5 separate regions of the Homo sapiens genome follow, and regions 1, 2, 3 and 4 are each linked to region 5. A link is an interaction called in ENCODE POLR2A ChIA-PET data of the cell type or tissue named here. Cell type or tissue: MCF 10A. All regions are shown on one strand. Each heading gives the region's core, and the rest is flanking DNA. Links, peaks and the distances in the headings are about the cores only. Region 1 has its middle 20 kb from the start of CREG1. Region 2 has its middle 75 kb from the start of MPZL1. Region 3 has its middle 29 kb from the start of RCSD1. Region 4 has its middle 11 kb from the start of CREG1. Region 5 overlaps RCSD1 (RCSD domain containing 1).

Region 1 (5,977 bases), core at 577-5,576, 89 kb before region 5:
AGCTCTGCATGCATTAGGTATTTGTCCTAATGCTCTCCCTCCCCTTGCCTCCCATCCCCCGACAGGCCCCAGTGTGTGTTGTTCCCCTCCCTGTGTCCATGTGTTCCCATTGTTTAGCTCTCACTTATGAGGAAGAACATGCAGTGTTTGGTTTTCTGTTCCTGTGTTAGTTTGCTGAGGATGATGGTTTCCAGCTTCATCGATGTCCCGGCAAAGAACATGAACTCATTCTTTTTTATGGCTGCATAGTATTCCATGGTGTATATGTGCCACATTTTCTTTATACAGTCTATCATTGATGGGCATTTGGGTTGGTTCCAAGTCTTTGCTATCGTAAAAAGTGCTGCAATAAACATACGTTTGCACGTGTCTTTACAACAGAATGATTTATAGTCCTTTGGGTATATACCCCAGTCATGGGATTGCTGGGTCAAATGGTATTTCTGGTTCTATATCCTTGAGGAATCACCATGCTGTCTTCCACAATGGTTGAACTAATTTACACTCCCACCAACAGTGTAAAAGTGTTCCTATTTCTCTGCACCCTCTGATTGCTGCCTGCTACTTCCTCTGGAATCTTTGTCCCAGAGGGCCACTGGCCTGATGCCTGCTGGAGCTCTCCTGTATAAGGTGTCTGTCAACCCCTGTTGGGATGTCTCTCCCAGTCAGGAGTCACGGGGATCAGGGACCCTCTTGAGGTGGCAGCCTGCCTCTTAGCAGAGCTCAAGCTCTACTGCGCTGGTAGAACCCTCTTTGTCAGGATCCGCTGCTCTTTTCAGAGCTGGCAGGCAGAAACATTTAAATCTGCTGAAGCTACGCCCACAGCCGCCCCTTCCTCCAGATGCTCTGTCCCAGTGAGATGGGAGTTTTATCTATAAGCCCCTGACTAGGGCTGCTGCCTTTTTTTCAGAGATGCCCTGCCCAGGCAAGAGGAATCTAGGGAGGCAGTCTGGCCACAGCCAATTTGCCGCTCTGTGTTGAGTTCTGCCCGTTCCAAACCTCCAGGCTTTTTTAGCACGGTCAGGGGAAAACCGCCTACTCAAGCCTCAGTAATGGCTGATGCCTTCCCCCCACCAAGCTCAATCATCCCAGATTGGCTTCAGACTGCTGTGCTGACAGCGAGAATTTCAAGCCAGTAGTTCTTAGCTTGCTGGACTGCGTGGGAGTGGGAACTGCTGAGCGAGACCACTTGGATCCCCGGTTTCAGCCCCTTTTCCAGGGGAGTGAATGGTTCTGTCTCACTGGGGTTCCAGGCGCCACTGGGGTATGAAAAGAAAAACTCCTGCAGCTAGCTCAGTGTCTGCCCAAACAGCCACCCAGTTTTGTCCTTGAAACCCAGGGCCCTGGTGGTGTAGGCACCTGAGGGAATCTCCTGGTCTGTGGGTTGCAAAAACTGTGGGAGAAGCATAGTATCTGGGCCAGATAGCACAGTCCCTTATGGCTTCCCTTGGCTGGGAAGAAGAGGCTCTCCCACTCCTTGCACTTCTTGGGTGAGGTGACACCCCACCCTGCTTCTGCTCACCCTCCGTGGGCTGCACCCACTGCCTAACCAGTCCCAGTGAGATGAACAGGGTACCTCAGTTGGAAATGCAGAAATCACCCGCCTTCTGTGCTGGTCTTGCTGGGAGCTGCAGACCGGAGCTGTTCCATTCGGCCATCTTGCCAGCAGCCTCTGGCAGATTCCTAGTAGCCTCATTTTACAGACAATCCAAATAAAGTCCAGAGCCATTAACAGACATACCCTAAGTGAGATTCATAATGTGTGACAGAGCTAGGTCTTAAACCTAAGTTTTCTGACTTCAAGTTCAGGGCACTTTCTATGTCCAGGGTGTCTTTCAAATAAACTATATTTTCTTCAATGAGTACCATTCGGCTCATGCTATATACACACAGTTGGTAGAGCATGAAACGATTTCATACATTCCTTCAGTCTTTCAACAAATACAATTTAATAGCTCCTATGTGTCAAGTATGCTTCTTAAGCCAAATCTGTTGATACATTCTGGAGGAAGTAGATTTGAAGAAAAAAGTACAAGTGGTTTCCAGACAGAAGTTTGAAGGTAGGTGCAGAGGCAGCCGTGTGCTGGAGCCAGCATGTACCAGCTCTAAGTAGCCGATTCCACATGTAGCTTCCTATCTCCAAGTTCAGTTACCTTACAGTGGCTTGAAATTGGCCATGTTGACAGCATTTACACCACAGATATTGGCAAATGCTGAAAATTAGGGCCCTTTTTTTTCTACCTGGAGAGCTGGCTGTTAAACACTTACTAGCACACCATTGATTACTAGGGCTTTGTGTGAATGGTGGCCCTTGCCCTAGTACTAGAAAGTGGAAAATAATATTGAATGTGCTTCCTAGGCCACCATGCCCTTGCACCAGAGACAAATTTGCCTCAAACTTCTATGCACAATCTGGGAGGAGGGTCTGTTACCTGTTAAGAAGAGGGAGAGACATAGAGAAAGCCATCCAGGTGATAGAGGCAGGAGACAGCCAAATGCTGTCCAGGTCATTGTGCACAGGGAGCTTGCCTAAACATGCCTACAGTAGGAAATTCCGTTCCTTAACACATGCACAGTAAGGGAAATAAATCAATGTGGAGTGGCTCAGAGTAAGGGCCCACATGTGCACTGGAAGAATGGGGTGGAGGCACCAGGAATTCACACCTTATGGAGGGCAGGAGGGGGCCTCTTCAGCTCGTGTGTGGTGGCCTGGTATTCAATTTTGTGAGGTGGAAAACCTGTGTGCAGGACCCCTCTTTTTGTTGACAGTTTTTCTTTTCACTTAATAAATTACAACCTCCTCACTTTTCAATGAGTCCACAGGCCTAATTTTTCTTGGTTGTGAGACAAGATTTTAGCTGGATTTTAGCTGAACTAAGGAGCAAAATATCCTGCATTATTTTGGTGCCTGTATGGGGACCTGAAAAAGGGTGAGTAAAATGCAGACTCAAAAATCTCTTTCCCTTTTGTTTCTGAGCCTTCTTGTCCTCAGACTTAAGGGAGAGGAAACTGCACCCTATCCCCCAACCCTGACACTCTCAGGGGTCAGGAATGTCAGCCCTGGTCACCCAGGCTGGAGTGCAGTGGCCCAATCTCAGCTCACTGCAACCTCCGCCTCCCAGGTTCAAGCAAGTCTCCTGTCTCAGCCTCCTGAGTAGCTGGGACTACAGGCACGCACCATCACACCTGACTAATTTTTGTATATATATTTATTTATTTTATTTATTTTTTGAGATGGAGTCTCACTCTGTGGCCCAGGCTGGAGTACAGTGGTGCGATCTCAGCTCACTGCAACCTCCACCTCCCAGGTTCGAGCAATTCTCCTGCCTCAGCCTCCCGAGTAGCTGGGACTACAGGTGCATGCCACCACGTCCAGCTAATTTTTGTATTTTTAGTAGAGACAAGGTTTCACCATATTAGTCAAACTGGCCTTGAACTCCTGACCTCAGGTGATCCAGCCATCTTGGCCTCCCAAAGTGCTGGGATTACAGGTGTGAGCCACCATGCCCAGCCTAATTTTTATATTTTTAGTAGAGACAGGCTTTCACCATGTTGGCCAGGCTGGTCTTGAGTTCCTGACCTCAAGTGATCCACCTGCCTTCACCTCCCAAAGTGCTGGGATTACAGGTTTGAGCCACCATGCCCAGCCAGGACTTTCTTAAAGAGCACTCAGCTTAATTAAAAGTGGATATCCAAGTTATAGGTGTATTTAAAAGGACTTTATGTTTTTCTCTTCTTGGATCTTGTTTTGCTAGAAAAAGTCAACTGAATTACTTTTCTCCATTTTGCGTTGCCACTCTTAATGCATGCATGAGAGACCCTAAGATAATTTCTGATGGCCTAGGACTCCTTGGGAAAAACAGAAAAGGTGCCACAGATTCCATTTGGGGAGAAACCTCTGTTTTCCTCATGGAACCCCAGGAATTAAAAACAGATAGGTCCCTCTCAAAATTTGTTTTTGTCTTCCAGCTATACCTGTTTGTCGGGCCCTGGAAACAGCATGCTTTCCTAGCCTTGCTCTTAAAGGGCCCCACCTGGAGGGCAATAATCCAATTAGGAGATTGGCAAATAAAAAATCTTATAGCTATCAGATCTTCTTTCTCTGTTTAGTTATATATGTGTTGTGTGTGATGTCTATAAGAAAGCTCTAATTAATTGGCTTAAAGAAGGATAAGTGCTTGGATCAATATTCTAGTTCTGGGCAACTATCCTACAAATCCTTCCAGTTGATAAGAGTAAATAGGGTGCCCATCACCCGAAGGTTTCCTTTTTTGAGAAAATAAGAGCAAGGGAGCTAACCAAAGCCAAGCCCTGTGCATCCAAATCTTAGCAAGCATAACTGTAGCCACCAGTTATCTGGGCATGTCAGCAGCCTCAGGATTTTTGAGCCATCCTTGCCCTCTTGTTTTGTTTTGATACATGTCTTCTAATAACCTGGTTTATCTCTTCTCACCTTCAGGCCATTAAACTCCAAGTGGTCATGCAACTGGAGACTCGGATGATGGCCCCTTTTACCAGGACCCTTAGATAGGTCTCCAAGGGAGATCTGACTACCATTTTCCCAAAACAGCATATCCTGTCAGCAGGAAGCAGTTAAGATTAGTCTTCATCCTTATATTTATCCTTATTCTAATAGCAGTTAGATGTACTTCTTTAGGTGGGGAATGATAGAGGCAGGAGACAGCCAAATGCCATCCAGGTCATTGTGCACAGGGGGCTTGCCTAACATGCCCACAGTGGGCCAGGTGCAGTGGCTCACACCTGTAATTCTAGCACTTTGGGAGGCCGAGGCAGGTGGATTGCCTGAGTTCAGGAGTTTGAGACCAGCCTGGGCAACATGGTGAAACCCTGTCTCTACTAAAATACAAAAACTTAGCCAGTCGTGGTGGTGTGCACCTGTAATCCCAGCTATTCAGGAGGCTGAGGCAGGAGAATTGCTTGAATCTGGAGGTGGAGGTTGCAGTGAGCCGAGATCGTGCCATTGCACTCCAGCCCGGGTGGCAGAGTAAGACTCTGTCTCAAAAAAATAAAATAGAATAAAAAAAAAAAAAAAACATGCCCACAGTGGAAAATTTCATCCCTTAACACACGCGCAGTAAGGAAACTAAATCAACGTGGAGTGGCTCAGACTAAGAGCCTGTATGCGCACTGAAAGAATGGGGTGGAGCCACCAGGAATTCGTGCCTTATGCAGGCGGGAGCCGGGTCTCTTCAACTCGTGCGTGGTGGCCTGGTATTCAATTTTTGAGGTGGAAAACCTGAGTGCAGGACCCCTCTTGTTGAGAGTTTTCCTTTCCACCCTCCTCACTTTTCAATGTGTCTGCATGCCTAATTTTTCTCGGTCATGAGATAAGGACCTGGATTTTAGCTGAACTAAGGAGCAAAAAATTGTGCATCACAGAGGAAAAATGAAGAATGAGGAATGAGCAGTGAGAAGTCAGAGGACAGAATCTAAGACAACCCTGCAGTGACCTGGAAGTCAAGAGGGTGAAGAAATAACAGTTCCCACTCTTTGACTTAATGACTCTGGCTTTCCTCCCCATCCTTCCATACAAAGGTGACAATTACTCCCATGTTACTAACGCCAGTGGACACTTCACTTCTCAGAAGCATTCAACATAACTGCCAACTTCATTCTTCTCAAAACATTCTCTTCCTTTGACCCCCTGATTTTCTTCTCCTGTTCTTCTGCTATTTTTTGGCACATCTTAATCTCCTCTGCCTCCTCCTCATTTTCTACTTAGCCATAAAATTTGCAGCTCCTTGAGGCTCTGTTGTAAGCCGTCTTTCCTTCTTATTCTACACTCTTTCCCTAAGCACTCTCATCCTCTCCTGTGGCTTCATTAGCCATCAGAAGGATAACAGCTCTTGACTCTGTATTTCCAGCTTCCTAATTAGCAGCTCCACTTGAATGTGTCACAGGACTCTCAACCTTAAGTCTAAAAATGAACTTCCCACCCAATCTTATTCTTGTATTT
Region 2 (5,977 bases), core at 707-5,706, 130 kb after region 5:
AAGAGGTGAAAATAAAAGTATATGACTGGCTGAGTGTAACAAAACTACATGACAGGAATTACGACTCACATACAGCCTGGAGTCACCTTTCTGTTACACCCTGTTCATCAGTGATGGAAAGGCAGCTTCCTATGTGCTGAAAGTTCATCTCTCTTATTGCAGGTATGATTTCCACTGGTATTAATGAGCTTGAAATATGAAGGCCACTTAAATTTCCCAGAGGTGTCAAGTGATGTGGGGATTTCAGAGCATGTATCAACTCACTTCAGCAATATTAGCATTTTTGTTTGAAATACCCAGTTAGACAGGAAACTTGAAAGATAATTGTTTCAATTATTTGTATCATCATACTGAAAATTGCTTAAAACGTTCTGGTTGTTCCTTGAAGACATTAAAAGAATAGATCCTATTAATGCCCCATAGGTTATTTGATCCTTTTGGAAATGAAAAGATTGACTGATGATTGATTGAATTTTCTGCTTTTTATTAAATTGGTGAGATGGCAAAAAAAGAAAAATGTAAACATATACAAAAGAAGAGAGAATAGTAAAATCAACCTGCATACACTTATTATCTTCAATACTTATTTTATCCAGCCCCTTTTTTCTTTTTTCCTCTTTTCTGAATTATTTTAAAACAAATCCCAAAATCATGTAAGTGCACCCCTACATTCTTCACTGTGCATCTTTTAAAAATGTGGACATTTTCTTACATAATCACAATATCTTGTCACATTTAACAAAAACCTGTCCTAAAACACATTTTTTACAAACAAAATCCTTGGTTTTATATATTATTACCCAGTTAATATTCAAGTTTCCCTTGTCTTAAAAAATGGCATTTTACAAGTGGTTTCTTCCAGTCAGGATCCAAACATAGTTCTGGTAAAGTTTTTTTTTTTTTTTTTTTTTTGCCTATTTTTAAACCCAAAATGGGATCATGGTGCTCTGCAGTTTGCTTTCTTCCCTTAGCATTATGGCAGAGAAGTTTCAGCATGAAGAACTAGGTCATTAGATAATAGCACCTGCAGGACTTTGTCTTTTGTAGATGCGCCGGAATATTTTAAACCATTTCTTTTTTTCTTTCTATTTTAAACAGAGTTTCACTCTTGTTGCCCAGGCTGGAGTGCAATGGCGTGATCTCAGCTCACCACAACCTCCACCTCCCAAGTTCAAGCGATTCTCCTGCCTCAGCCTCCCAAGCTGGGATTACAGGCATGCGTCACCATGCCCTGCTAATTTGGTATTTTTAGTAGAGACAGGGTTTCTCCATGTTGGTCAGGCTGGTCTCAAACTCCCAACTTAAGGTGATCCGCCCACCTCGGTCTCCCAAAGTGCTGGGATTACAGGCATAAGCCACCGCAGCCAGCCTTTGCATTTTAAACCATTTCTGATCTTCTGGATAGGTTGTTTCCAGTTGTTTTGTTATTGGCTATTACAAGTAGTGCTGTAATTGTCATTTGCCTTCATGAGCTATTAAGGAAGAAAAGCCAAATAATTTGCAGGCTCAGAGAAGCAACACAGAATCAGTCACGTCCTTGGCCTTGGAAATGGGATCTAATATCTGAGAGCGATGAAAGTGGCTCACAAGCTCCCCTGCCCTCCTCACATCCTTCCTAAAGCCATCAGGAGCTGGCCACAGAGCACACTGGCTGCTCTCAAGTTTGACTGAGTCTTGGGTTGTTAGAAAAACAACTGGGAGTGGAAGGCAGGAGGGAGCTCTAGAATCCACGGGAGACCTGGCTGTGTTTGCAAAGAAGAAAACATAGACGTAAAGCCCAAAGGGGTCCGTAGGGAACTGCTGCTTCCAGCTTCCATTTCCTCCTGCAAACAGGATGTGAAGCTATTGTCCCTTCTTGGCTCAGGCTTTTGGATTTGTTTGTCCATCCATTTCTTCACTGTGGCCTTTGTGGAGCTGGCCTTTAGTGTTGCAGAATATAAGGAAGGGCTGGGTTTGTTTGTTTGTTTGTCTTTTAAAATCTCCCTACCTCTGTGAAGAGGATGTGGTGCAGATTTGCTTTCAAGCCTTGCCCTCCGTGCTGTGGGGCTGACAAAATTCTGGTTACTTTGCCCTTCAGGGCATTAAATGATTTCAGGTATTTATACCTGAGTCACTGCTCTGCTATGGGAGCGGGGGATAGAACAGCTAAAAACCATCTTAAGGCCTGAGGTTTCTCATTCTGTGATAAGGACTCCAAGGAAACTGAATTTCAATACTAGAGTACATTGTTGGTTCTTTCTCTGCCTTTGAATAGAATTATTTTTTAAATTACAAAGTTTCTTTTAAAAGAAAGAACTTTTAAATATATTTTGTAGGGAATCTCTTAGAAGGTACAATAGATTCATAGGAATGTGGAACATTTGGCCGGGTGCAGTGGCTCATGCCTGTAATCCCAACAATTTGGGAGGCCGAGGCAGGCGGATCACTTGAGGTCAGGAGTTAAAGACCAGCCTGGTCAACATGGTGAAACCCCATCTCTACTAAAAATACAAAAAATTAGCCGGGGGCGGTGGCATGCTCCTGTAGTCCCAGCTACTCGGGAGGCTGAGCGGGGAGAAGGGGAGAATCACTTGAACCCAGGAGGTGGAGGTTGCAGTGAGCTGAGATCGTGCCATTGTACTCCAGCCTGGGCAACAAGCGAGACTCCGTCTCAAAAAAAAAAAAAAAAAAAAAAAAAAGAATGTGGAACATTTTACAAAATCTCGTCCATGATCTTGCCGGCCCAGCAGAATCCCAGATGTTTGTCTATAACGCGTCTGGATGTTCCTATCTGAGAAAAAGCCTTAGTCTTTTACTTGTAAGCTATTCCTGAAGAAGGTTGCCTCAGCAGGGGAAAACTTTCTGAAAAGCTTGATCAAGTACCTGGGTCCCAAGAATGTCAAGCATCTGTGGAACACACAGTTCCCAGCAGCCAGCAAGTCCCACACTGCTCAGTGTCCTGCAGCCAAGGAAGCTGAACTGAGCTCATGGGGTTACAGGAAGATGAAACAACACTGCCTCACTGGCAAGGAGATCACACTGCTGAGTGCTGCCTGAGTCCCTCTGACACACCAGGCTCTTGGAGAGGAGGTCGTGGTAATCATTTAATGCTGACTAATTGAGGTTGAGCAAGAGAGAAAAATACCCGAGGGAGATACATGAAATAAACTTAGGAGGAGAGCTTGTACTTGGCTGGAAATAACTGGCCTTCTTCCATATCCTCTCTAAAAAATACCATAAGAGAAAGTAAAAAATTTGTGGTTTCTATTGTAAATTGTGTTGATTCAAATTAATTTCAAGCTTTTAGATTGTAGTTCTATGGCTACCCATCACACCTCCTCCTCCCATCAGTAGGCATGCCATTAAAGTCACGGCAAAATGCAGGTTCTTCTGGTAGAGGCAGAGAGGTCATATGAAGGAGGATAGAGAAATAGGAGCAGCTTAGCCAATGTAGTACCTGTGCATTAGACTAATATCTAATCTGTTACTAAGCACTAAATTGATATCCTGGAATCACAAGAATTGGATAACTACATATTGATAAAAGGGTTTGCCTCTCCAGCCTGATATATTTTCTCTTATATATTAGTACCTCTCTTCTCATCCAAGTTGATATCATTCTGTGCTATAGAAACATCTCAGTTCAACCTTCGGTGGCTTTGTTTTGGCATGTTAAGGTTAATGGAGATAGGCACAGACCTACACTGTACTACATGGCAGCCACTGGCTACATGTGGCCATTTAATTTTGTTTGTTTGTTTGTTTGTTTTAGACAGGGGATTCTGCTGGGCCGGCAAGATCTTGGACAAGGTTTTGTAAAATGTTCCACATTCTTTTTTTTTTTTTTTGAGATGGAGTCTCGCTCTGTCACCCAGGCTGGAGTACAATGGCACGATCTCGGCTCACTGCAACCTCCACCTCCTGGGTTCAAGTGATTCTCCCCTCTCAGCCTCCCGAGTAGCTGGGACTACAGGTGTGTGCCGCCACGCCCGGCTAATTTTTTGTATTTTTAGTAGAGATGGGGTTTCACCACGTTGACCAGGCTGGTCTTGAACTCCTGACCTCAAGTGATCCACCTGCCTCGGCCTCCCAAAGTACTGGGATTACAGGCATGAGCCACCACACCCGACCCTACTTTTTTTTTTTAATGAAAGAGATGGGGCCTCACTCTGTTGCCCAGGCTTGAGTGCAATGGTGCAATCACAGCTCACTACAGCCTCAAACTCCTGGGTTCGAGCAGTCCTCCCGCCTCAGCCTCCTGAGAGCTGGGACTACAGATGCATGCCACCACACCTGACTAATTTTTTTTTAATTAATTTTTTGTAGAGACTGGATCTTGCTCTGTTGCCCAGGCTGGTCTTGAGCTTCTGGGCTCAATCAGTCCTCCTGCCTCAATGTCCTAAAGTGCTGGGATTAGCCTTGGCAACATGGTGATGTTCTCAAACCAAACTGAGGGTCAGGCTGCTATGTCTCGCAGCCCAATAATGAGATGCAGATGAACTGGGGAGGAAGAGAGTTTTTATTTCTGTAACCAGTTACAGGGAGAAGGCCTGGAAATTATTGCCAGAACAACTCAAAATTACGAAGTTTTTCAGAGTGTATATACCTTCAAGCTATATGTCTGTGTGTAAGTGTGCATTAATCTAAAGACATAAGTGATTAACTTCTTTTAATCTATGACTAAGGTCTGAGTCCTGAAGACCTTCTTCTGGAGCCTCAGTAAATTTACTTAATGTAAATAGGTGTAGGTGCTGGGGTGATTACCCTTATCTTGTCTCCTGTTAAATCATAAAGGTTTGGGGAGTTCCTTTAGATCCCAGTAAACTTGTTTGTGGAGGCCTGGGGAGTTTCTTCAGACCCCCAATAAAACTTGTTTAATCGTAAAAGGGTCCTGTTAAGAATTCCTTCATTATCTTGTCATGCTTCAAGGCCCAGGAAAAGCCTAGGCACAACTCTTGGTGGGCTCTTTGTTACATTCCGCCCTTTGTATAAGGGCACTGGCTCAATCAGCTTTAATGTTTAACCTAGCTACTCAGTCAGAGCTGGGACAGTTGTAATGGAGGCCTGCGTTAGTGAGACCTGGCTTGCCACAGTGATACCCTGTCTCTACAAAAAAAAATACATAAAAAAATAGCCGGGTGTGGTGGCACATGCCTGTAGTCCCAACTGCTCAGGATGCTCAGGTGGGGGGGCTGCTTCAGCCCAGGAAGCGGAGGCTATAGTGAGCCGTGATTGTGCCACTGCACTGAAGCCTGGGTGACTGAGAGAGACCCCATCTCAAAAAAAAAAAAAAAAAAAAAAAGTGCTGGGATTACAGGCATGAGCCACCGCACCCAGCTAAACTTAATTAAAATTAATAACATTTAAAATTTATATCTCTAGTCACATTACCATACTGCAAGTGTTCAGTGGCTACATGTGTGTCTTGTGACTACCATATTGATCAGTGCAGATACAGAACATTTCCTTCATTGCAGAAAGTTCTATTGGATGACACTGGTGCAGACCACACAGGGGTTGGCAACGTTTTAGATAGTTGTGTCAGGTTATATGCACACAAGCTCAGAATCCTCCATAGCCTTTTTTTTTTCATGGTGGGGATGGGGGTACCCCCCACAGCAGTGGTCTGGTGGCTGACACTTTCTCGTGGATAGACAGCATACACTCTTTACTCACTCAATATAATTTATAGCCTATGATGTCCCACACATTGCAAAGTGCTACAATGCATCTGAGAACAAGATAGAGCTTGCTGAAGGTCTTCTAAGCTTTGACCTTATGCCAAGTTCTGGGATATAAAGATGAGGGCTGGCTGGGCGTGATGGCTCACGCCTGTAATCCCAGCACTTTGAGAAGCCGAAGTGGGAGGATTGCTTGAGCCCAGGAGTTTGAGACCAACCTGGGCTACATAATGAGGCCTCTATCTCTAGAAAGAATTTAAAAATTAGCCCCAGCTACTCAGGGATAGTGGGTGGTGGGGGCTGGGGGCAAGGGCGGG
Region 3 (5,977 bases), core at 349-5,348, 62 kb before region 5:
CTTTCACAGGCTGGCGTTGAGTATCTGCAGTTTTTCCACACACATGGTGCAAGCTGTCAGTGATCTACCATTCTGGGGTCTGGAGGACAGTGGCCCTCTTCTCACAGCTCCACTAAGCAGTGCCCCAGTAGGGACTCTATTTGGGGGCTCCAGCCCCACATTTCCCTTCTGCGCTGCTCTAGCAGAGGCTCTCCATGAGGGCCCTGCCCCTGCAGCAAACTTTTTCCTGGGCATCCAGGCATTTCCGTACATCTTCTGAAATCTAGGCGAAGGTTCCCAAACCTCAATTCTTGACTTCTGTGTACCTGCAAACTCAATACCACATGGAAGCTGCCAAGGCTTAGGGCTTTCACCCTCTGAAGCCACAGCCTGAACTCTATGTTGGTCCCTTTCAGCCATGGCTGGAGCAGCTGGGACACAGGGAACCAAGTCCCTAGGCTGCACACAGCACGGGGACCCTGGGCTTGGCCCACAAAACCACTTTCTCTCCTGGGCCTCCGGACCTGTGATGGGAGGGGCTGCAGTGAAGACCTCTGACATGCCTTGGAGACATTTTCCCCATGGTCGTGGGGATTAACGTTAGGCTCTTGCTACTTATGCAAATTTCTGCAGCTGGCTTAAATTTCTCCTCAGAAAATGGGTTTTTCTTTTCTATTCCATAGTCAGGCTCCAAATTTTCTGAACTTTTATGCTCTGTTTCCCTTTTAAAACTGAATGCCTTTAACAGCACCCAAGTCACCTCTTAAATGCTTTGCTGCTTAGAAATTTCTTCCACCAGATACCCTAAATCATCTCTCTCAAGTTCAAAGTTCCACAAATCTCTAGGGCAGAGGCAAAATGCCACCAGTCTGTTTGCTAAGACATACAAGAGTCACCTTTGCTCCAGTTCCCAAAAAGTTCCTCATCTCCATCTGAGGCCACCTCAGCCTGGATTTTATTTTTCATATTGCTATCAGTATTTTGGGCAAAGCCATTCAACAAGTCTCCAGGAAGTTTCAAGCCTTCCCACATTTTCCTGGCTTCTTCTGAGCCCTCCAAACTGTTTCAACCTCTGCCTGTTACCCAGTTCCAAAGTTGCTTCCACATTTTCCACATTTGCTGAGTATCTTTTCAGCAACGCCCCACTCTACTGGTACCAATTTACTGTATTAGTCCATTTTCATGCTGCTGATGAAGACATACCCAAAACTAGGAAGAAAAAGAGGTTTAATGGATTTACAGTTCCACATGGCTGGGGAGGCCTCAGAATCATGGCAGAGGGCAAAAGTCGCCTTTTACATGGCGGCAGCAAGAGAGAAGAAGAAGAAGCAAAAGCAGAAACCCCTAATAAACCCATCAGATCTTGTGAAACTTATTCACTATCACGAGAATAGCATGAGAAAGACCAGCCCCCATGATTCAATTACCTCCTCCTGGTTCCCTCCCACAACATGTAGGAATTCTGGGAGATAGAATTCAAGTTGAGATTTGGGTGGGGACACAGCCAAACCGTATCAATGCCCAAGTCCCTTATATAAAATGGCATCGGCCGGGCACGGTGGCTCACGCCTGTAATCCCAGCACTTTGGGAGGCCGAGACGGGCGGATCACGAGGTCAGGAGATCGAGACCATCCTGGCTAACACGGTGAAACCCCGTCTCTACTAAAAATACAAAAATTAGCCGGGCATGGTGGCGTGTGCCTGTAGTCCCAGCTACACGGGAGGCTGAGGCAGGAGAATGGCGTGAACCCGGGAGGCGGAGCTTGCAGTGAGTCGAGATCGCGCCACTGCACTCCAGCCTGTGCGACAGAGCGAAACTCCGTCTCAAAAAAAAAAAAAAAAAAAAATGGCATCGTATTTGCATATAATGTACACATATCCTCCCAAATACTTTAAATCACATCTGGACTACCTAATGCAATGCTTACACATCACTTCATTTGCCTGGATTCAATGTAGTACTCAGTGCATGCAAATTCAAGTTTTGCTTTTTGAAACTTTGTGGAATTTTTTTCTCACACAATTTTGATCCGCAGTTGGTTGAATCCACAGATGCACAATTCATAGAATACCAACTATTCCAAGATTACTTCCCTTTAGTTTCTCCTGCAGGTCCTGGTACTTAGTAATTTGCCTCTGGGTGGAGTTCTGCAGATTTAGCAATTTTTCATCATTTCTTCCCAGCATGCTTCAAAGACATAGAAAGCAAAAGCGAAAACAAACAAAAGAAGCAAAAACAAAAGTGTTTCATAGTTTTAAGATTGTTTAAAATGTGCCTTTCTCCAGAGTTCAAAGGTGCGTTGTGCTCCTGACACATGAGGGCACTATTTCTGTAGTTTGTAATATTCATGGTACAGAAAGAATATTCATGTGGGAAGCTAGGTCTGCAGAACCGTGGCTAGGAACATGCAGAGAAAAATGGTTTGCTATGTGTTCTAGGCTCGCCAGGTTTTCCAAGTGTGACATGTCCTAATGTACCCTATGAACAATGCCAGGACTCTCGGGGCTGCAACCTGGCCTTCTGACCACAGGGTTGCTAGCTGGAACTTCCTTGAAATGAGGATGACCTCATCTCATTTAGCTCTGCAGGGATAGAACTAGTGTATTAAAACACCAGCTTTGGAGACTGACTGAGAATGAAAGATGAATGACCTAGAGCAAGCTGCTTAACCTTTTCTTGCTCTAATGATGGAGGTATTGCTGAGCACAGTGGCTCACGCCTGTAATCCCAGCACTTTGAGAGGCCAAGGTGGGCAGACTGCTTGAGCTCAGGAGTTGAGACCAACCTGGGTAACATGGTGAAACACCATCTCTACAAAAAAATATAAAAATTAGCTGGGCATGGTGGCACATACCTGTACTCCCAGCTACTTGGGAGGCTGAGACGGGAGGGTCAACTGAGCCTGGGAGGTCAAGGCTGCAGTGAGCTATGACTGCATTACTGTACTCTAGTCTGGGTGACAGAGTAAAGCCCTGTCTCAAAAAAGAAAAGTAAATAAATAAAAATGGAGGTATTGCCTCACAGATCTGTGAGGAAGATTAAGTGGGGGTAATCTATCTAAAGCGCCTGACACTTAGTTGGAACTCAATAAGGAGACACTAATAGTGTTTGTTACTTAGCAGTGCTGATGTATAGTGATGCTCAGGACAAGTTTAAGCAAGCGAATGAATGAATAGGATGTGTAGAATCACACAGATTTTACCAAACTGAAGAAAACTAACACTTTCGAGCTTTTTTAGTGTTGAATCACTTCAGGGCAAAGTGATCAGCCAGTGTGCGGTAAGCCCTCTAAACTTCTGTTAGCCTTCTTGATTCCTTAACTGAACCGGTGAGAATGCTGAGGTCAGAGGAAAAAAGTGATGTGCCCCAGGCTTCAGAGCTGTTTAGGGGATCGGGATGAGACCCAAGGTCTCCTGAGGCCTAGCACAAAGCTTAACCCATAGGGACCTGCCTGGCTGGGCTGGGAGTTGAGGGGTTAACAGACTGATCCTAGAAAACAAATAGGCTTTTGGCTTGGTTTACCTGTGCTTGCTAGGCATATTGTTACCCAGCAGTGACCCCGTCTGAGTGTGGAAAGAGCTGAACCACAAGAGCATCCCAGCTTGCCCCAGGGCAGCCACCCAGGGTTGACCTCTAATCTGAAGACATCTTTGGGGAGAGCTCTCACACACTTCCCCAAATATACTTCTATGTGCTTCTGTGTGTGTCACAAGAGGCCTTGGGTCACCTCCTTCCTTTGCGCAATGAGATCAAAAGAGCAGTTTCTGCTTCTGCTGTTGCTTCTTTCCTGTTACCACTTTCTTGGACTTTTCGGGGACTGTTGAATTCTTAGGACACAGCCCTGCTCTGGCCCTGGTGGGCTTCCTCTATTAGAAGGCTCCCCAGGGCTTCCTGACTGGAGCAGATGGCCCTCCCTTTCCCGGGTGAAACAGGCTGACCTGGGCAGGCCGGCCCCTCTGCCTTTGATCTGCAGGTGGGAGGCAATAAAAGGCACTTTCCACGTGCCTGCTATAACCATATTTTCCAAATTCAAAAGCAGGACTCAGGAGTCTCTCTGAGCCTACTCTGGTTTGAGAGGCTGCCTGTAAAAATAAATAAATTAAATAACTAAGAGCAGGACTTTACCCACCCCATACATATGTCCTTCTAAGGACTTTGAGACAAAAGATGGGAAATTGGACCATGCCAGGAAACCCAGGATGGCTGGCTGCCATACACAGGCCTCATGGAAAATTCTCTCCTCTGGGGGATGTCTGCCGGAAGTGCCATCTGCTTTTGCCACAGATTCATGGCTGTGAGTGTGGCTCAGGCAATAACCACAGTAGACCCTTGGTTAACTCCTGCTGTGGTTCCGCCAGGAAGCCTGGCATGAACAGTTGTGTCCAGGAAATCTTTTCCCTGATTTCACTAGCTTGTTTTATCTGCCTGACAACCTTACTCCCAGGAAGGCTTTGCAAGGCACTTTCACCTTCAGCTCTTGGAATGAATAAATACAGCTATGATTTTTTAAAAAATATCAGTCCAACAATTTCGGTATGTCCAATAAATATCATAATGACCTGTTTCACGTATCAGGAACTGTGCTGTGCACTGTCAGAGATAAAATGGTGAAAAATGCCATTCTCTTTAATCCTTTTGAGGCCCTGCTGGCATGAAATCGTGTTAGTGCTCAAGGGAAGGTACAATGGCTGAACACATAGTTTCCACCTTTTCACACTCAACTACAGTACAGATTAATCACGGTGTCATAGGAGGGAGCCAGACTTGGCATCAGATCCTGGATTCAAATCTTGCCACCTTCACTTGATGACTGTCTGGTACTGAACAAGGTACTCTTTCAACCTCTTACTCCTCATCTACCAAGAAGGAGGTCATAATTCCTCCTGGCAGTGAGGTTGGGTGAGGAATAAATGCTGGCACATTGTTTATGAGCCTAAGGCATAATAGATGCTGAGAAAAGGTTTATTTCCTTCTTTCCTTAAGGAGCTTAGAGGCTAATAGATAACAACTGGTCCTGCTGTAACTAACACACACTGCTGACTGTCATACAATCTCAACTAGGGGTGTGAAAGCATGCCGAGGTGGCCTTTTGAGGTTTGTTGCATATGCTTGGGGAAAAACGCTCAGATTAGCATTGCCGGGGGCCGTTTCCTGGGCTCCTTCCTGCAGGGCCTGTTTCGGGGCCCTCCACCCAAATCCACTCCGGGAGGAGTAAGTTTCGGGGCCTTTATTACCCACTTGTGATTAGGGATCAGAAGTGGCCAGTCGGGGTGGGTTGGCAGTGACTTGCACCCAAGGGAAGGATGGGAGCCCACAAGAGTGGCAGGGCTCTGGGGAGAGAGGCAGGCTAACCAGTAGAAGTGAATAGGATGTGCTAAAGTATTCCCTTGAGAGTGGAAATACCATACAGAAGACTTGGATATGTGGTTTTCACCCTAAACCAAGCTGAGGAACCAGCACCAAATGCTTAACAAACACACAAACAAAAACAAAAACCCCCCTCTGGGTGGCCCAATGCTGTAGCACTTCACTTTTCATGGGACCTTGCAGCTTACATGCAGCATTCAAAGACATGAGTTTATTTGGGCCTTCCAATATCCGAGCTTGGTAGGTAGGCTAATTTCATCACTTCATTGTACAGAGGAAAAATCTGAGATTCAGAGAAGTTACACAACTTGCCAAGATCACATCTAAGTAGCAGAGTTGTGGCTCTAAGCCACATAATCCAGACTTTTTTTTTTTTTTTTTTTTTTTTGAGATGAAGTCTCGCTCTGTCGCCCAGGCTTTAGTGCAGTGGTACAATCTCAGCTCACTGCAAGCTCCGCCTCCCGGGTTCAAGCAATTCTCCCATCTCAGCCTCCCAAGTAGCTGGGATTACAGGCACCTGCCATCATGCCCGGCTAATTTTTGTAGTTTTAGTAGAGACAAGGTTTCACCATGTTGGCCAGGCTGGTCTTGAACTCCTGACCTCAGGTGATCCGCCTGCCTTGGCCTCC
Region 4 (5,977 bases), core at 541-5,540, 98 kb before region 5:
TTTTTTTGAGATGGAGTCTCACTCTGTCACCAGGCTGGAGTGCAGTGGCGTGATCTCAGCTCACTGCAACCTCCGACTCCCTGGTTCAAGCAATTCTCCTGCCTCAGCCTCCCGAGTAGCTGGGATTACAGGCACACACCACCACATCCAGCTAATTTTTTATATTTTTAGTAGAGATGGGGTTTCACCATGTTGGCCAAGATGGTCTCAATCTCCTGACCTCATGATCCCCCCGCCTCAGCTTCCCAAAGTGCTGGGATTACAGGTATGAGCCACCGTGCCCGGCCAGCAGTGTCTATTAAACATATGGCCCAGAAATTCCACTCCCCAGTATATACCCAGCTGAAATACTTGTATATATTTTTTGTTTTGTTTTGTTTGTTTTTGAGACAGGGTCTCACTCTGGTTGCCCAGGCTGGAGCGCAGTGGCACGATCTCAGCTCACTGCAGCCTCGACTTCCCTGGCTCAGGTGATTCTTCCACCTCAGCCTCCCAGGTAGCTGGGACTACAGATGCACACCATCCTTCCTGGCTAATTTTCTGTATTTTTTGGTAGATACAAGGTTTCGCCATGTTGCCCAGGTGGTCTTGAACTCCTAGACTCAAGTGATCCACCCACCTTGGCCTCCCAAAGTGCTGGGATTACAGGCCTGAGCCACCATAGCCAGCCTGAAATACTGACATATGTTGACCAAAAGATGTGTACAAGAATGTTCATAGCAGCATTACTTGTAATAGCCCCCAAATGTCCATTGACAGTGGGATGGAAAATAAACTGTGGTTTATTCCCACAGTGGAATAGTTCAGCAATGAGTGCTGCTACATGAAGCAACATGGATGAATCACATAAAGATGATCTTGAGCAAGAGAAGCCAGCCACAAAACACATGTATGATTCTGCTTATATAAAATTCAAAAGTAGACAAATAATTCTAAGGTCTAAATATGAAAACAACAGTTCCTTTTGGGAGATAATGACTGGAAGAGAGCATGAGGGGAGCTTCGAGGCTGTTGGCAATGTTCGTTTCTGGAGCTGGGCAGTGCTTACAGAGGTGTGCTCACCTTATGAAACAATCATTGAGCTCTACACTTGATTTTTATACTTTTATGTGTCTATGTTTGTGTTGCTCCTTAACAAATTATCCCTAAACTTAGTGACTTAAATAATGAATATGTATTATTCCATTATTTCTTTGGGTCAGGAATTGAGGTGTGGGTTGACTAAGTAGTTCTGGCTTAAGGTCTGTCATGACAGTCGCAGTCAAGCTGTTGACAGGAGCCGCAGTCATCTCAGGGCTCCACTGGAGTCTTACAATTTTTTCATAATCTCAGAATGACATTCCGTCATTCAAGGAGAGGAGATTAACACAGGACATGATACCAGGGGGTGAGGAAGGCAAGCATATGGGATTGGTGCTGTTATACTACTCCAGTATTCAGAGAGGAGGGGGTAACAAAGAAGATGGAAGAACACCTACAACTTATATTTATCCTCCAGTCCAGCTTTATAACCTCCCCTGGTCTCATGCCTTAGTCTAGAAGTGGAACATGATGGATAGGGGAAGGAGGGGCTAAAAAAAACCTCAACAACATGAACTGAAAGTGCATATGTTGGCAGTAATGTTTGGCAATAGTGGAGGTCCAGTTTCGATGATGCCCGGTGGTTGTAGGCCAGTGCAGAGCTGCAGTATCCGGTGCAACAGTTCCCCATGAAAGTGGCTCATCTGAAGGCTGTGACAACAGAAGAAGGGCCCTGATGCAGCTGTGCAGGCAGAGGTGGCCCGAGCAGGCAAAGGAGGTTGAGCTCATAAGTGAGACGCCTCTGGTGATAGGAGCGACTTGGAGGAGAAGTAGAGGCCCCACCATCATGAGTGGAGACAAGGGTCATCAATATAAAGAGCTACTGTGAATGTGACTCACTTTGTCTCCCAGGCAAACAGAAGCCACTTAAAGCTTTCATTGAAAGGAAGGAGAAATCATCAGCTAGATAGATAGTGACTATGCTGGAGGTGAGTGAGAAGTTGGCTTTGGTCCAGGTCTCAACTGGGCAGCTGCTGGACTGAATCCAGACTGGCTGGCCCTTACATTCTCCTTGTTGCTTGTCTACAACCTCCGAGAGTCTTGAGCTGGGTGTGAAAGTCTCCTTCTACCTAAAATGTGGATGTGTGATGCAGGGAGGCGTCAGGAGATAGGGAATGCTGGGGCTGTTTTTCCTAAAAGCAAGAAGGAAAATGAAAGCTTAATAATGACAGGTAAGGTTGAATTGTCACGATAATATGTGGCTTGTATATTGGGAGCTTATGCCATTTACTTCTTGTTCCACATGCATCATTCCTTAAACAAGTGTTTGCTAAATATTTAATGTGCATTTATATTTAATGGAAGGGGTTTTTTGTACAGTAGAAAAAGTCACACAACATCATATGCATTAAGACTGATAGTCACAGGTTTTTACATGTGGGGATGGCTTAATTTTGGAGGTGGTGACCCAAGGCACTGTTAGTGACCTAGATGACCACTAGAATACCAGATACAGTCACAAGAATGAATTCAGAGCCCTTTAAAAGCTATGCCTAGCAAATTCCATGAAGGGTGTGTGAAAAATAAAAGACCAGAAGGCACTATAGAAAACAATTCTCCTGCTCCTCAAGCAATGATAAACGAGATTGCATCATGTCTTTGCTTAAACCCTCCAGTGGCTACTCCTTACACTTACTAGCTACACTGCTTGGCATGGCCTGCAGGGTCTGACCTGGTAGAGCGGGCCTCTGCATACCTCTCCAACCACACCTCCTGTTCTCAGTCCCCAGCTCCAGCCACATGCCTCTCCTGGCTGCTCCCCAAACATCTCCAATCCCTTCTGCCTCAGGGGCTTTACACTTGTTCCTCTTTCTGCTAAGAACTTTCTTCTCTGAGCTCTTCATGAGCCAGCTTCTTTCCAAACCCCTTCTCAACTGTTGAAGATAATTTCATAGAGACCTTCCCTGACTTACCCCATCCAAAATACCCACTTCCAGACACTCCCAGCTCCATTACCCAGTTTTGTTTTTTTCCTAGCACCCACCACGATTAATCATTATATTACTTAGTTATTTGTCCACCGTCTTCACTAGGATGGAAACTCCATGGGAGGAGAAACTTGTCTGTTTTGTTCAGCTCGGAATCCCCTGGGCATAGAACAGTGCCTGGGCCACACAGGTGCACAGGCACTGATTGTTAAATGAATTAATATGTGGATGATTAAATTATGAGCCATGTTTTAAATCGGGGTGTCCACTTTTTTGGCTTCCCTAGGCTGCATTGGAAGAAAAATTGTCTTGGGCCGCTTGTAAAATACACTAATACTAATGATAGCTGATGAGCTAAAAAAAAAAATCGCAAAAAATTCTCATAATGTTTTAAGAAAGTTTACGAATTTGTGTTGGGCTGCATGCAGCCCACAGGCCACAGGTTGCACAAGCTTGTTTTAAATGTTTTTAGCTATGTTTCCTTCCATAGTTTCTATAACTTGAAGTACAATTTAAGATGATATCACTCTACATTCTTTTACTTCTATCAAAAGAATATATTCTTTCTATCTATGTGCCCCAGTAAGAAGCCCAAGAATTCTGGGCTGCTCTTCAAGCCATGGGGTCAGTTACGATTGCCTTGTACAAAAATAAATCATTTGATAACTGGGAAACTGGAGTCTTCTGCAGAGAGGCTGCATTCAGAGCCTGTATGTGGAGCTGTTGAGGATGCACAGGATCTCTTCCAGAAACAGGCAGCCTAGAGCCAGATGCAGGTATGGCTGGAAACTTGCCATTGCAAAGTTTTTCAGGGTGCAGGGATGAGAGGATACCCTCTCCCATGGTGTTGTCCTAAGCTGTGGTCCCTCTGTGCACCTGTGAGTCTGAACCCCAATGTGACAGCTCCTTGGTTACATAAAACTCTCAGCATAATCACCATGGCAAATATTTATCAAGCTCTGTGTGCCCAGTACTATTCCAAATACTTTCATGTACTATCTCACTTCATTTTCACATCAACTCTACGACATAATACCACAGGTCCTCAATTTCACATCCTCATTTCCAAAATTCAAAAAGCTCTGAAAACAGTCATTTGCCAGCACACCTTCCCTCGGTGAGACTCTTCATGTTTTTTATCCATCCTGTGCTCCGCAGGTGTTCCTATGTTTCACTGCAGAACTATGAATGTTGTGGAGGAAAAGCAACCGGAACACCATGACCGTAGACTTTAATCCAGACTGCCAGGCAGAAGCAGTCCCTGAAAGGAGTGTTCTCAAATACCTTGGGGGAGGAGGGAGGGTTTTTGGGTTTGTTGTTTGTTGTTGTTGTTTTTATTGCTGTTATAGGGCCTTAGCAGGGGGGTCAGCCTTAATTCAGGAAGTTCAGGAATAGTAGGTGAGGGATGGATTTTAGAAGAGAGAGGAATTCTTGCACATCAGCCACCATTGTTCAGGCAATTTGGATTTCATTAAGAGGGATGAGGAGGAGCAGTTAGGGGCTAAGGTCACGTGTTAGAGTGGGTGGAAGAACAGCTGTGGAGGACGAGGACATGCCACAGCCTCAGTGGAAACTTCTTGGTCCTTCGGTGTCTCTCAGTGTATTCGATTGCAGGTACTGCTCCAGACACCACTTTCTCTATTCTAGGAAGTTTCCCAGGCTGCCTCAAGAAATGTGAAATTCTTTTCTTTTCTGTGTAGTACATAAAATAGATACTTCTGGGCAGCTTCTTACCTTTCTCAGATCTGAAAATCCTGAATTCTGAGACACGTTTGGCCCAAGGGTCTTGGGTAAGGGATTACGAGCTCTTTTTCTCAGCCCCATCTTACAGCTGAGGAAACTGAAGCCCCTGGGGGTTACAGACCTTGCTCAAGATCTAGCATTTAGTGAGTAGACTAACAGACATCCTGTTTTCCACAAGTCACTCCCAGGTGCCAGAGAGGCTGGGTCAGAAGGAATGCATAGCCCCAGGTAGGTGCTGTGCCCAGAGGTGCCCTCCTCACGACCACAGCATCCTGTCCTGGGTGGGAGGTAGAGTCACTGCCCCTCTCCAGACAGAGGTCAAGGATGAGTAAAAATTCGCCCTGATGTTGCCATGTTTCCTGCTTCTCCAAGAGTTGGTGAAAGAGCCTGTGGTTGTTTTTCTCTCCACTTTATTTCCTTCCTGATAGACTTTCTTGGCCATTCACAATAATTTGTTTTTATTTTTTCCTTAAGGATGACATAGAATGTTTTTAAAAGCCTGACCCCTTATTGAAAGTAAAAAGAAAAATGCCTAAAGAGGGTAACATGCTCTGGCCAGGCCTTCAAGATCTGACAGGAAGACAAGGGCAGCCCCTTCCCACTGCAGGGCTTCTCTGGCCATGCAGCCATGAGGTCAACTCCCACTAATAAGCACTTTAACCCTCAATAAGCGCTCTCAATACTTCATGGGTAAAGATGGGCAAATGTTTTTAAAAGCAGACATGTTACAGAAATTTTTAGTAGGCCCCACCTCCAAAAAGCAAACAAAAAAAAAAACACTGCAGGAAGGGCTCCATAAAATGTTTATTTCACTGCAACCTCTTCGCAGAGCCTAGTTTTGTTCTACAAACAACGCAAACCACCTACATTCTTCACACATAAGCTTATTATGACCCTAAGTTTCATGTGGATTTCAAAAATGTGATTTTCTCTTTGGGAGGAGGCAGGTAGAGGTAAATTAACCTCCTTTCTTATTGCTGGCTTAGCTGCCCTGGAGGGCTGTGGGTTACGGAGTGACTTCATCAGGAGAACAGAGGGATGCTCGGGAAGAAAGGCTGGAGCAGCTCCTGTCTCAGCCGCACAGGGAAATGGATGCCTGACTTGCTGTATTATAATAGCAACGTCTCTGCAGGGAACTCATTTCAATACTTTATATACTGAACTTGCTTAATAAGAGGCTAGCATTTCTCAAAGAAATCAGTTTCAACTATGATTTTTTAAATGCT
Region 5 (5,977 bases), core at 663-5,662:
TTTAGCTTCTGTCATCTCTTTCCTCCCTTGTCAGCCCCCTCCCCCATTTGCTCCTTAAATGGAAGTTTTCCTTCCATTTTCTCAGCTCTCTTCTATATTTTGCCCTTCTCTCTGGTGGGATAGATGTGGAATGTCCCTGAACTCGCCATGCCTCTGCTCCAGGGCCTCCCAGGGTTACAGGGTCTTTTCCTGCCATCTTAGCCAGGTCACTCACCCTTCCCTGGACATTGAACGCTCTCTCCAAAAGGATGTCTGCATCACTGTGAGGGCTGCCCACGTGCCTCTTTTTTGCAATCTTGGTTTGCACGTAAGAATTCAGGACAAGTGTTTTCTCTTAAACTCCTCGTCATATTTACCCCTTCAGGATAGATTCCAAATACCTTGGCTCCATGCTTAATAGCTTGCATTTGTTGAACACTTGTCTGTGTGCCAAGCTCTGTGTTAAGCATTTTACATGTGCTCTCTTGTTTGACGCCTATGATGTTAAGCGTTCCTATCCTCACTTTTAGATGAGGCCCCTGATGCTTACAGAGGTTGTTACTTGCCCAGGGTCACATAAGGAACAGAGTGGAGATGTCAGTCAGACACTCCATCTCCAGAACACTGTCTATAATCACGTTTTGATCACATCTGATCCCCATCCTTACCCCATCACTTCTCCTTCCTGGGCCCATAGCCACAGCCACACTTAACAACCTGTGCTGCTCCTTGGGCTGTGAATCATGCCCCCTAGAGTTACAACCTCTATACCATTGGCTCCTTAATTCACTGTTTTGTTTTTTTTTTTTTAGAAACAGGGTCTTACTCTGTTGCAGGCTGGAGTGCAGTCATAGCTCTCTGAAGCCTTGAAGTCTTGGGCTCAAGTGATCTTCCCACCTCAGCCTCTTGAATACCTCTTGAATATGTAGGACTATAGGTGCATGCCAGCATGCTGGGCTAATTTCTCTATTTTTGTGTAGCAATGGAGTCTCATTTTGTTGTCCAGGGTGTTCTTGAAGTCCTGGCTTCAAGCAATCCTTCTGACTTGGCCTCCCAAAGTGCTGGGATTTCAGGTGTGAGCCGCCGTGCCCAGCTTTAATTCACTCTTGCATTTGATATACCCTGGTTTCATATTTCCCTAACTGGTCTGTCAACTTCAATACAGAGGAACTTAATTTCTCTATAAACTCCTCCCCACCACCAAATTGTTGGTTGATTGTTTTTTATTTTTCAGGAACTTCCTTTGGCCTCCACCAAAATGAGGTTTAGCTAAGAATTCTGTAGGGACACTGAATCTTCTTAAATCTCATTGCTTTCAACTAGGGGCCTAAAGAAGTCCCTGCTTGATCTTGACTATCAAGCATGTTCTATCCCCAACATGGGCCTGCCCCTAACCACATTAAGTAAAATCAGTTGAAAATAGGAATAATACATATTGGGATTTCCTTATTTTTAAATAAACATTGGTTTATAAGGCACTTACCATACACATTGTGACTTATCTTCATTATAATCCTATGTAGTAGATATCATCCCCATTTTACAGAGGAAGAAAATGAAGTCGAGAAAAGATAGGTAGCTTGTCCAGGGTCCCTGCCGTGAAGTGCAGGTCTGGGACTAGACCCTGCACTTCTAACTCCACATCCTCCCCTGGTGGAGTCCCTGGTTGAGGGCCTAGTTCTGGATCTTCCATGCCAGCCTGTGCTTGGACGTTAGGCTGATCGCAGACAGACAAGCATGGGCCAGTCTGGCCTCACTGCCAGCACTGTGCTGACCCTGGGGTGGAAATGAACACCATTTCTGCTCTCTGCTTTCTGTAGGGATCTAGAAGGTCCTTTTGCAATCCTGGATCCTCTCTGGGTGTAGTGGCTGGAAGCCACTAAGAGTGGAGCCACCTCTCCTGCAAAAGCCACAGCAGCCACCATCCTGGGCTCCTGGAGGCCACTAGGAAGTGGATGTGGATGTGCTGAGGTGGTGGGATAAAGTACTGCCTGGGCTGTCCACAGTTCCGCTGTCGATTAATATATATAAAATCTTGTGAGTCATCTGCCCAAATAACTACACAAGGAGCAGATTGGCCAGTATCCAAAAAGAGATTCCTCATGCCTTTGGTGGAGGATAGTACAGATGCTGATGGGAGTGTAGCAAGAGAAGATTGGCTTATTTGTATCTTAGATCTTGCATTCATTGCTTCTTGGGCTGAGGGGCCATTATATTTCTGTGCTCACTATAAGGAGGACCCTTCTTGGGTTTCCCATGAGGAATATAATGCACAGATTGATCTGTGCAGCAACCTTGTATGTTAACCTCTGCTTAGAGTCTGGGAGCCCCCTGAGGGAGTGAGGAGTGCCCCAGTCACTCACCCTAGGGGATTAGTGAAAAGCCCTGTCTGTATCTATTCCAAAAGCTTCCCTAGATGACCCATTCTATTCTTAGAGCCCCTGCTTCCTGCCTTGACCCTTCCTGCTTCAGAACCATGAGGCTTTCAAGCTGGCCAAGGGGCTGGGCCTGTGCCCTTGCTGTAGCAGATGGCAAAAAAGTAACAGGAAAGAAAACAAAATCTTCATTCCATCTTTTATGACTTTTCTGATGAAACCAAAGTGAAGGTTATTTTTTCCCTAGCTGGGTAGCAGCAATCCCCTGGGGTGCTGGGGGATTGGGGTGTGCAGGCAGCACACTCGTGTGTGTATGTGGTATATGCAGGCTGTCTTGATCTTGCTGTCTCTCTCTTTCTCTCTTTCTCTTTCTGCCTCCTCATTTCTTTTTTTCTTCTCCCCGTTCACAATTATACTTCTTCTGGCCTTGTGTCCCTTGATCATCTTGGTCACTGTTCTTCATTACCAGTTTTTCATCCACTTTCCTCTATAATTGCTTGTGGACACCTCCTAGGCTATTTGAGCCATGCCATCTGCTTTCCAGAAACTCTCCTTTTCGAAAGAACGGCTGGCCTCAGCTTGCTAATTTGGAATAAAAGGACCGTATCATATTGGGCATTTTATTCCTGATTTAAGAAAGGCAGGGAGTTCCACTCCTAAAATCTTCTTAGGAAGGAAGAGGAGGAGGAGGGATGGGATTCTTTACTTGGAAGAGCTGAGTGTGAAGATGTTGGGGCTGTAGCAAGCGCTGGGTTTGCTTGGCATCCCTGAGTTCCCTGGCCGAGTTTCTTGCGATTCTGCCTGAACTTATTTAGGTTATCCATTATCCACCTCTATTTTCATCTACATAAGAAAGATAACCCAAGTTTTCCCAATTTTCTTCTTACGTTATGTTAAAAATGAAGAGCAAGCCAGCAGCGTGGGTCTTAGGAAGCGTCCTTTGCAAGCCCCTCATCTCACAGATGAAGCAGAAGGTCATCAGGGCCAGTGAGTTCACGCCGCTCCTCTGACTGCTGGGTCAGTGGCCTCGCCTGCCTCCCAGCTGCTCAGCTCTTGAAATGACTCATCTGGATCTTCCCTTCTAACTTTGCAGGACAGGGCTTGTCTGCTCAGAGACTTAACCCCGTAGTCCCACTCCCTAGACCATTGTGTTCCCTGGAGAACTACTCAGGCCATTCACCCACAGAAGCCTTTGAGAGCCCCTGCCCTCACTTGAGAAATTATCCCCATCAGGCCTAGACCTGCAGGGGCAGGCACAGCCCTCAAACTGTGGCCACACCCCTGAGGCCAGCTGCACTAGCCAGCTGCACTGGACTTGCCCTTTATGGCCCCTTCATACCATACGCCTGGGTAACGGCAAGACCCTCCCCAACCTGCAGAAGCCACAAGCAGTCTTCCCTCTGAAGGCTGATCCTGACCCATTACCCTACCCCACAGCCTGGAGACATCCAAATGACCCCAGCACACAAATGGCCCTTCTCTGAGAGAGTGTCCTCATGGCTGGAGGCCAGAATCACACTCCAGCTTGCTCTTGTGGTTCCAAAGACTCCCATTTGTAAATTCCTCCGACATGAAGATGCAATGCCAGCCCATCTGCTCTGCCAACCTATTCTGCAAGATGGGAATGAAAATGACTTGGCAACAGCAGATCCCTGCCACCCCCTTAGAATTCTTCAGGGCCAAACTGGCAACAGCCTGGTATCTCTACGAAGAGTGCAAGGGAGCCCACATTTTGACTAACACCTACTGTGTGCCAGTTGGTATCTTAGGTGACAACAACAATAGCTAAAATGAGGGGAGAGCTTATTATGTGCCAGGCACTGTGCTGGGGCTTTATATGCAATATCTCATTTGGGCTTTATCACAATTCTAAAAAATAAGTGCTATTATAAATGTTTATTTTACAAGTGGGGAAACTAAGGCTCAATAAGGTCAAGTGTCTTGCCTAAGATCACACATCTAGTAAAAGGCAAGGTCTGGATGTGAACCCAAACTGTCTAATCAAACACCATCTCCTAGTATCCCCATGACCTTGTAGGGGGTGTTATTATCCTCATTTTACAGATGAGAGTCTGAACAGTTAAGTCAATTGCCTAGGATCCCACAACCCGTCAATTACAGAGTGGGATCCAAACCTGGTCTTGCCAAGCTCCAAATTCTGTGCTGTCTCCACTATCTTGCTGCATGAGTCCTGGCAGCTGCCCTGGGCTGGACAGGAGTGGCTGGATGTGGCCTACTCCCAGCAGCTACCAGAGGCTGCCAGCCTCCTGCAGCCACAGCGCATTCCTGCTCACGCCCTGAGGCACACAGAGCTGGCATCCTGAGACCAAGCCAGGTTCCTAGCCCTAGGGCAAATGAAAGACCTCCTGCAGCCTGAGTGCACCTCAACTTTTGTATTTGAACTATCATGAGCACTTTAAAATGTTTTAATCACCTTTTTGAGGTAAAATATATCTACAATAAAATTCACCCCTTTTAAGTGTATACATTGATGAGTGTTGACAAATGTATACAGTCATATAGCCACCACCACGAGATGTAGACCATGATCAAGGTATAGAGCATTTCTGGCTGGCTGTTATGGCTCACGCCTGTAATCCTTGTGCTTTGGGAGGCTGAGGCTGGCAGATCACTTGAGGTCAGGAGTTTGAGACCAGCCTGGCCAACATGGCAAAACCCTGTCTCTACTACAAATACAAAAATTGGCCCAGTGCAGTGGCTCGCGCCTAGAATCCCAGCACTTTGGGAGGCCAAGGCGGGTGGATCAACTGAGGTCAAGAGTTCAAGACCAGCCGGACCAACCTGGAGAAACCTTGTCTCTACTAAAAATACAAATTAGCCAGGCGTGGTGGCGCATGCCTGTAATCCGAGCTACTCAGAAGACTGAGGCACGAGAATCTCTTGAACTCAGGAGGTGAAGGTTGCAGTGAGCCGAGATCGTGCCACTGCACTCCAGCGTGGGTGATGAAGTGAGACTCTGTGTCACCAAAAAAAAAAAAAAAAAGAAGAAGAAGATATAGAGCATTTCTATCACCCCAAAAGACCCTTCACACTCTTTACAGTCAATTCCCTGCCCCCACCACTGGTCCCACGCAATCAGTGATCTTCTTTCTGTTATTATAGTTTTGCCTTTTAAAGAATGTTATGTAAATAGAACCATACGGGAAGTCATTTCTGTCTGACCTCTTTCACTTAACACAATGCTTTTCAGATTCATGCATGTTGCTGTGTGTATCAGTAGTTTGTTCCTTTTTATTGCTGAATAGTATTCCATAATGTACGTATAACACAATTTGTCTGTCTACTTACCCATTGATGGACATTTGAGTTATTTCTAGGTCTCAGATATTAATAATAAAATTTCTTTGAAGATTTGTATACAAGTATTTATGTGAACATAAGCTTTCATTTCTCTTGGGCAAATACAAGTAAGATTGTTGGTAGGTGTAGTGTAGGTGTATGCTTAACTTCACGAGCAGCTACCAAAATATTTTTCAAAGTGACTATACTGTTTCACATTCCCACCAACAATATAGGAGTGATCCAGTTGTTCTGCAGCTTCACCGTCATTTGGTATTGTCAGTTCATTTTAATTTAGCCATTCTTGTGGGTGTGTAGTGGTA

Evidence for each region. Peaks named below come from ENCODE experiments on the same cell type or tissue, not always from the same donor. Only the 100,000 strongest peaks of a DNase experiment are listed, where the experiment ranks them.
Region 1: POLR2A ChIA-PET joins it to region 5 with 20 read pairs; 3 of 35 experiments call an interaction of 5 or more read pairs at or near these places.
Region 2: POLR2A ChIA-PET joins it to region 5 with 17 read pairs; 4 of 35 experiments call an interaction of 5 or more read pairs at or near these places.
Region 3: POLR2A ChIA-PET joins it to region 5 with 21 read pairs; 9 of 35 experiments call an interaction of 5 or more read pairs at or near these places.
Region 4: POLR2A ChIA-PET joins it to region 5 with 16 read pairs; 5 of 35 experiments call an interaction of 5 or more read pairs at or near these places.

Annotation. Positions count from the first base shown.
Region 1 is chr1:167,570,693-167,576,669 of GRCh38, forward strand. No RefSeq gene overlaps it. Among named protein-coding and RNA genes, the nearest start is that of CREG1, 20 kb to the left of the region's middle. In MCF 10A, for the core only: no CTCF peak of the experiment used is centred there; a DNase peak (open chromatin) is centred at 2,539.
Region 2 is chr1:167,794,205-167,800,181 of GRCh38, forward strand. No RefSeq gene overlaps it. Among named protein-coding and RNA genes, the nearest start is that of MPZL1, 75 kb to the left of the region's middle. In MCF 10A, for the core only: a CTCF peak has its summit at 2,993; DNase peaks (open chromatin) are centred at 2,007 and 3,037.
Region 3 is chr1:167,597,933-167,603,909 of GRCh38, forward strand. No RefSeq gene overlaps it. Among named protein-coding and RNA genes, the nearest start is that of RCSD1, 29 kb to the right of the region's middle. RefSeq lists an enhancer at 3,685-3,834. In MCF 10A, for the core only: a CTCF peak has its summit at 2,289 (motif pointing right); a DNase peak (open chromatin) is centred at 2,329.
Region 4 is chr1:167,562,085-167,568,061 of GRCh38, forward strand. No RefSeq gene overlaps it. Among named protein-coding and RNA genes, the nearest start is that of CREG1, 11 kb to the left of the region's middle. RefSeq lists an enhancer at 2,005-3,204. In MCF 10A, for the core only: no CTCF peak of the experiment used is centred there; DNase peaks (open chromatin) are centred at 827, 2,027 and 2,757.
Region 5 is chr1:167,659,700-167,665,676 of GRCh38, forward strand. All of the region lies in intron 1 of RCSD1 (RCSD domain containing 1), which reads left to right. Among named protein-coding and RNA genes, the nearest start is that of RCSD1, 32 kb to the left of the region's middle. RefSeq lists an enhancer at 3,341-3,440. In MCF 10A, for the core only: no CTCF peak of the experiment used is centred there; DNase peaks (open chromatin) are centred at 2,062, 3,502, 3,912 and 4,612.